Regions from separate parts of the Homo sapiens genome. Here region 1 is linked to region 2. A link is a loop called in an ENCODE intact Hi-C map of the cell type or tissue named here. Cell type or tissue: endothelial cell of umbilical vein. All regions are shown on one strand. Links, peaks and the distances in the headings refer to the core of each region. The heading gives the core; the rest is flanking DNA. Region 1 has its middle 27 kb from the start of PLSCR4. Region 2 overlaps PLSCR4 (phospholipid scramblase 4).

Evidence for each region. A loop is a pair of places that touch in the nucleus more often than their neighbours do. Peaks named below come from ENCODE experiments on the same cell type or tissue, not always from the same donor. Only the 100,000 strongest peaks of a DNase experiment are listed, where the experiment ranks them.
Region 1: a loop joins it to region 2, with 6 times the contacts of the local background. A loop is called at or near these places in 1 of 110 quality-filtered maps.

Annotation. Positions count from the first base shown.
Region 1 is chr3:146,277,015-146,279,942 of GRCh38, forward strand. No RefSeq gene overlaps it. Among named protein-coding and RNA genes, the nearest start is that of PLSCR4, 27 kb to the left of the region's middle. In endothelial cell of umbilical vein, for the core only: no CTCF peak of the experiment used is centred there; a DNase peak (open chromatin) is centred at 1,247; H3K27ac peaks cover 1,566 bases.
Region 2 is chr3:146,193,725-146,196,652 of GRCh38, forward strand. It overlaps PLSCR4 (phospholipid scramblase 4), which reads right to left. Exons shown (of 9, transcript NM_020353.3): 7 at 2,908-2,928; 8 at 1,400-1,558; 9 at 1-731. The coding sequence ends at 687. Among named protein-coding and RNA genes, the nearest start is that of PLOD2, 34 kb to the left of the region's middle. In endothelial cell of umbilical vein, for the core only: no CTCF peak of the experiment used is centred there; a DNase peak (open chromatin) is centred at 1,507; H3K27ac peaks cover 1,729 bases.

The DNA.
Region 1 (2,928 bases), core at 296-2,795, 83 kb after region 2:
ACCCCTAAATTAGCCATGAGCCAGACATGGTCTAATAATATCCATTAGATGTTTATTTTACATTTTAATATTTATTTTGTTATGCTAGGTGTAAGCCAAGCCTTAAGTGATTAATTTAAATCTTTGGATAAATCAAGATGTGACTGAGCTTCATATTGGTAAAAGAAAATAAAGATGTATTGTCAACTACAATACATATACATATAAAAATAATTATAAAACAAGAATACTTTTCAATAAAGATTTAAAGAAAGGCCTGACATGGTGGCTCATGCCTATAATCTCAGCGCTTTGGGTGTTTCAGGCAGAAGTATCACCTGATGCCAAGAGTTTGAGACCAACCTAGGCAATGTAGGGAGACCCCTCTCTCTATATAAAAAAAAGTTAAAAATTAGCCAGGCAAGGTTTAGCATGTCTGTAGTCCCAGTTACTTGGGATGCTAAGAGAGGAGGATTGCTTTAGCCCAGGAGTTTGAGGTTTTAGTGAGCTATGATTGCTATGATTGCACCACTGTATTCTGGCTTGAGAGACAGACTGAGACCTTGTCTCTAAAAAAAAAAAAAAAAAAAAAAAAAAAAAAAAAAAAAAAGGTTTAAAGAAAATATTTTATATGAATCCTATTAATAAGTTCATAAGATATAATACTTTGGAAATGCCTTTTATATTCCTGGTAACTCCAAATACCTCAGAATAGAAAATAAGTTTACATTCACATACCAGAGGATACTGTTCAGATCAAGAAACTAATTTAATCCCTCTGTCACTTTCTCAAATCTATGATATCTTAATCTCACAACTTTTGACTGCTAATAGCCATGGCTGAGATTTGTATTTCAGCTTCTCTCAGTTCTATGTATCCACAAAGATTTTGAGTTTAAAGGTCTTGAGACTACTAGGTTCACAGATTACTGCCACATTCTGTCTTCTTGATTTATCATTTATCTCAACTAACCATATACTTGTAAAAAATAACAGCTTTATTGATACATAATTTATATAGTATAAAGTTCACCTTTTCACACTGTAAATACAGTGGTTTTTGTTATATTCACAGAATTGTGCAAGCTTTACCATTGAGTAATAGTAACTGGCCCAAGACACACAATAGTCTGGCTGTCATCCCAGACCATTCCAACTCTTATGTTCCTGGCCTGCTAATTCTTAAATTCCATTTCCATCTGTTTCCTGACTTTTGATCCTTTATTTTTCATTTAACACTTGCTTCTGCCCTGGAGACTTGGCATTTGTCTCTTGTCTCTAATTAATGACAGTCTTCTAAGGACTTTGACTTAGAATTGTTCACCAGAGCTTTCATTTTGGTCACCTCTGGAAGTTCTTCTGCCTTACTTGTTTTCTAAGAATCTACCCATGGATATTGCCACTCTAGTCAGATGATTGTTTTCCCATCAGGAAGTCATTCAAACATTTTGCTTCCAGTTTTTGTTTCTTTGGACTCAGTCTTGATGAAGCTATAGACACATGGATGAACTCAGACTCTCTCTTGAAGATGAAGGAAAAGTAGAGGTCTCGTTTGGGAGAAATTTAGGGCATGTCCTCAGGAATTGGGAATTACTGCAAAGCCAAGCAAATTAAGATACAAGATACATCGCAGTGAGGTACAGATAATTTGCCTGGGACTCCTGATTCTAGATCGCCCCTCAGGAGTTCACACGGTGATTCTCAGCATAGGACAAACCAAGTCATAGAATTCATATTGGACATGGCAGAATGTGTGCAAGGGAGCATTTGTAGGTGCCACTTTGATACAGACATTGTTAGCATTGAAAGGACAATGCACAGAGATATTAGGCCTCCTGCAATACATAGAGCAGTCCTGCACAAAAAGTGTGTTGGTGACTTTGATGATTTTGAATCCCTAATGGGTGACATGAAAAAATATGTCATAAACTGTCATCTGATGGATTTAAGATTATTGATTTATCCCATCATCTCCCTGCATTTCTGTTGCCTTTGGCCTACCCCACCAGTGACTTGGGTCACAACCTTGGCTCTGCTTACCTGCGGATGCCCTGCACAACAACCTGACTCCCAGTGGAGAGATTCTTCCCTTTCCCTGCCTCAGGGAAAGAACTGGTTATTTGACCCAGAATGGCTATGTTTGGACAGCATTCCTAGCAGTAGGAAAGGGTTCCTGAGCCAGTATGTGAGTTTCAATACAGCTAGAGGGTAAGAAAATGGACTCTGGCCCCAGGATATCTGGATTTGAACTTGAGCTTTACAACTCACTAAAGGGGAGATGACTTCCAGGAAGTTATCAAACTTCCTTTTGCCTCCGTTTCTTCCACAGTAAAAAAGGGGTAATATTAGTACCTGTCCTAGAGGTTTGTTATGGAATGAAATGTGTCAATACATAAAAAGTGCTTGTGAGAGGCTCTGTAAGTAATATGTTAGCTTCCCCTCCACCCTCAAGAAGCCTGCATCACTGATGATTTATCTTGGAATAGGAAAGTCAAATGACAATTAATGCTGATCACTAGATTTGTGACCTTGGTAATTTCACTTCACCCATCTTTATGTTTCTCTCTGGTAAATAAGGTTAAGAATTCCTGGGGACATTTTGCTAAGTGAAATAAGACAGCGACAGAAGATCAATGACCTGATTCCACTTATATGAGGTAACTAAAATAGTCAACTCATAGTAGCAGAGATTAGAATGGTTGCCAGGGGCTAGATGGAGGGGGAAATAGGGAGTTGCTATTCAATGGGCATAACGTTTCAATTTTGTAAGATGGATGTTAGATCTGCTGTATAAAATTGTGCTTAAAGTTTACAATACTGTATTAAAACTTACACATTTGTTTAGAAGGTAGATCTCATTAACTGTTCTTGCCACAGTTTTTTTGTAAAGCTACAATTTTGCCTCAGTTATTCCACAATGACTTACTAAGATTTCTCTTCCAAAGACCG
Region 2 (2,928 bases), core at 123-2,622:
ATATATAGGCAGCTCCTGATCATCCATGCCAGTGAATGAGAAAACAAGCATGGAATATATAAACTTTAACATTAAAAAATGTTTTATTTTGTAATAAAATCAAATTTCCCATTGAAACCTTCAAAAACTTTGCAGAATGAGGTTTTGATATATGTGTACAAGTAGTACCTTCTTAGTGCAAGAAAACATCATTATTTCTGTCTGCCTGCCTTTTTGTTTTTAAAAATGAAGACTATCATTGAAACAAGTTTGTCTTCAGTATGAGGACATGTTGACGGAGAGGAAAGGTAGGAAAGGGTTAGGGATAGAAGCCAGGTTATTTTATGCCAACAAAGTCTGCTCTAAAAAGCCTTATTGTTTCACTACCTATTAATATGAGAACTCTGGATTCATTTTCCCTTATCTCATGTTTATAGTGTTTTAAGCTTACTTTGTATATGTTTACTGGGTTAATGAGTCACAGCTTTTCAGGATGAACTCCTATTCTACTAGAGAGATACTCAATTGAAACACACTTTTAGATTGTGTTCTTGCAAGCCCACTCTCAGCTGTCAAAGTTAACACCCAATAAAAATACTCTACAAAGCAAAGAAATACACTTGCAAATAACTGAGTGCTGACTGTAAGCCCAATCCAACTTTTCCATTTTTCAAAATTAACCATAGTTGATGGCTTGCTGTGTCTCTCTATCTTGAACGTTGTGGTGGAGATCTTTCAAAATACATGAAGTCCTGAAATTGGAAAAAGAATTATATGTAGATATATAGATAATTAGGTATAATGCATGCGGTATTATCCTTTGTAATTTATTAGGGGATTCCCCCATTCCAGTTAAAATACATAAATTTAGGGAAATATTTATGAAGAGCACCTACTGTGAAGAGCAGCAGTTACAAATTTGGAACTGTTAGTTTTCCATTTGAAGTGCCAATTAACTGAATCTCATCATTAAAAAGAGGAAAAACTTCATAATCTCAGGATTGGACAACCCCAAAGAGTACAGTGACAGGCAGAAAGGAAGGAGGAATGGGACATCCACTTTAGAGTTATTTCACTAAGAAATCATAGGCTAGGCATTTTTAAGTAGTGACAATGACAAATAACATGCAATGATGATAATTATACCCAATGGATACCTAATGTTATCTAAGTACTCCCCTGGTCATTTTACCATGATAGCTAACATTCATAACCCTGAAAATTATAAGTATTTTAATCTCCATTTTACAGATGAGGAAACTGAGGCTTTCAAGTGTAAACACTTTCTAAACCATGTAACTAGTAAGTGGCACAGAGATAAGTTGGATTGGTTTCAAGGCTTATTCTTTATACTACACTATACTGCTTCTCCATCAGAAAGAACAACTCTCTCAGGATAACTCAAAAATAGAAGGCTTACAATGAGGAAGCAAGCTCCAAAAATCATGGCTTTCATCTTCACATCCAGGTCTAGTGGGAAGTGAATGTCAAAATGGTCAGCATCTGCCATTGCTGATAACAAACCATTCCACTTCCGGATAATACTGCCGATGTTGGATATGCCATCAAGGGATTTGACCTGGAATGACAAGAATGTGCCTTTATGATGATTGAAACGCATTGAAGCATGTTTTAATGTTCTGCTTATGTTCAGATAACATAAATACAATGCAGAAAAAGACTATGTAATTATATAATTTGAAATGAGAAAATAATGGCCAAAAAGGGTTAACTGCCTTGCAACTGGTTAATAACTGAGCTAGGGTATTCTTAAAAGTCTCAGACTGCTGCTCTTTCTTCATCTTCAAATGAGTTATTAAGGGACCTTTTAAGAAGAGGTATGATTTGAACTGATTATGAAATTCTTCTCAACATAGTAAAGGGTGGGAATTGGGAGAGAGTCACTTCCAAACTAGGGAAACCTATGAGCAAAAACCGGGAAACAAGTACTGTTCACTTCACATCACTTAAGTTTTTGTGAGTGAAATTCACCTTGTCTTCTTAATATACGGCCAGATACCAACGAGCTTCAGTTTCTAAAAGGGGAAACCTGGCACTTGTCACAGGGAAAATATCCAAATACTAACTTCTAATGTCACTTGGCAATGGGAATGATCACACACACCCTGCCCTAGCAATCTGGCTTATCTACATTGCTCTTTTAATAAATAAGCAATGCTTAACGATACAGTAATAGAAAATAAGAACTAAGGAAAGTTTCTTGAGTATCATAGGAAACATATGAGCAAGCAGTTTTGAAGATGATGAATCTTGCCTAATTGCAAGGCATTCAAAAAATATTCTTTAAGAAGCCTAGGAAATATTTCTAGGAATTTCCTGTGTCAGACTCGTAGGGTAATGAACCAGCATTTTGTAGCCAGTGAGATAAAGGCAAAACAAAATAATTTTTCTTTTTATTGAAAAAAATGTTAAAACTATTATAAGTTTTATCCATATTGTTAGTGTTATCCGATTTCTTGAGGATGCTGACAGACTTGTATCCTGCAAATAAGTATTTCCACAGCCTAAGGAGTACTTGGTATGTTCTGTGACATGTTGGGCACTTGCATTACTTAGAGCCTATATTCCCAGCCTAGAAATCTAGGGAAAAAAATGGTTAATTACATATAGCCAACAATAGAATAGATGAATTAGGTCAAGCTATTTACTCTCAGAATATTTAATGTATTAAATGATTTCTTTTTATTTTTATCAAGTACTGAAGTCATAAAAAAAGCTTTCATTTTGGAAAACCTCAATCTACTCACAATAACTTTAAAATCTTTTGATGTCAACTGGTTAATTAACTCTTTCCTAACACTATGTTATTCATTCACATTAAAAAAAAATGTCTACAACCAGATCTTTCCATGGTCTGTTAATATGAGTAGGAAAAATATCAGAAACACTATTTTTACATAGTTTCACCTCAAAAACAGAATCTGAACC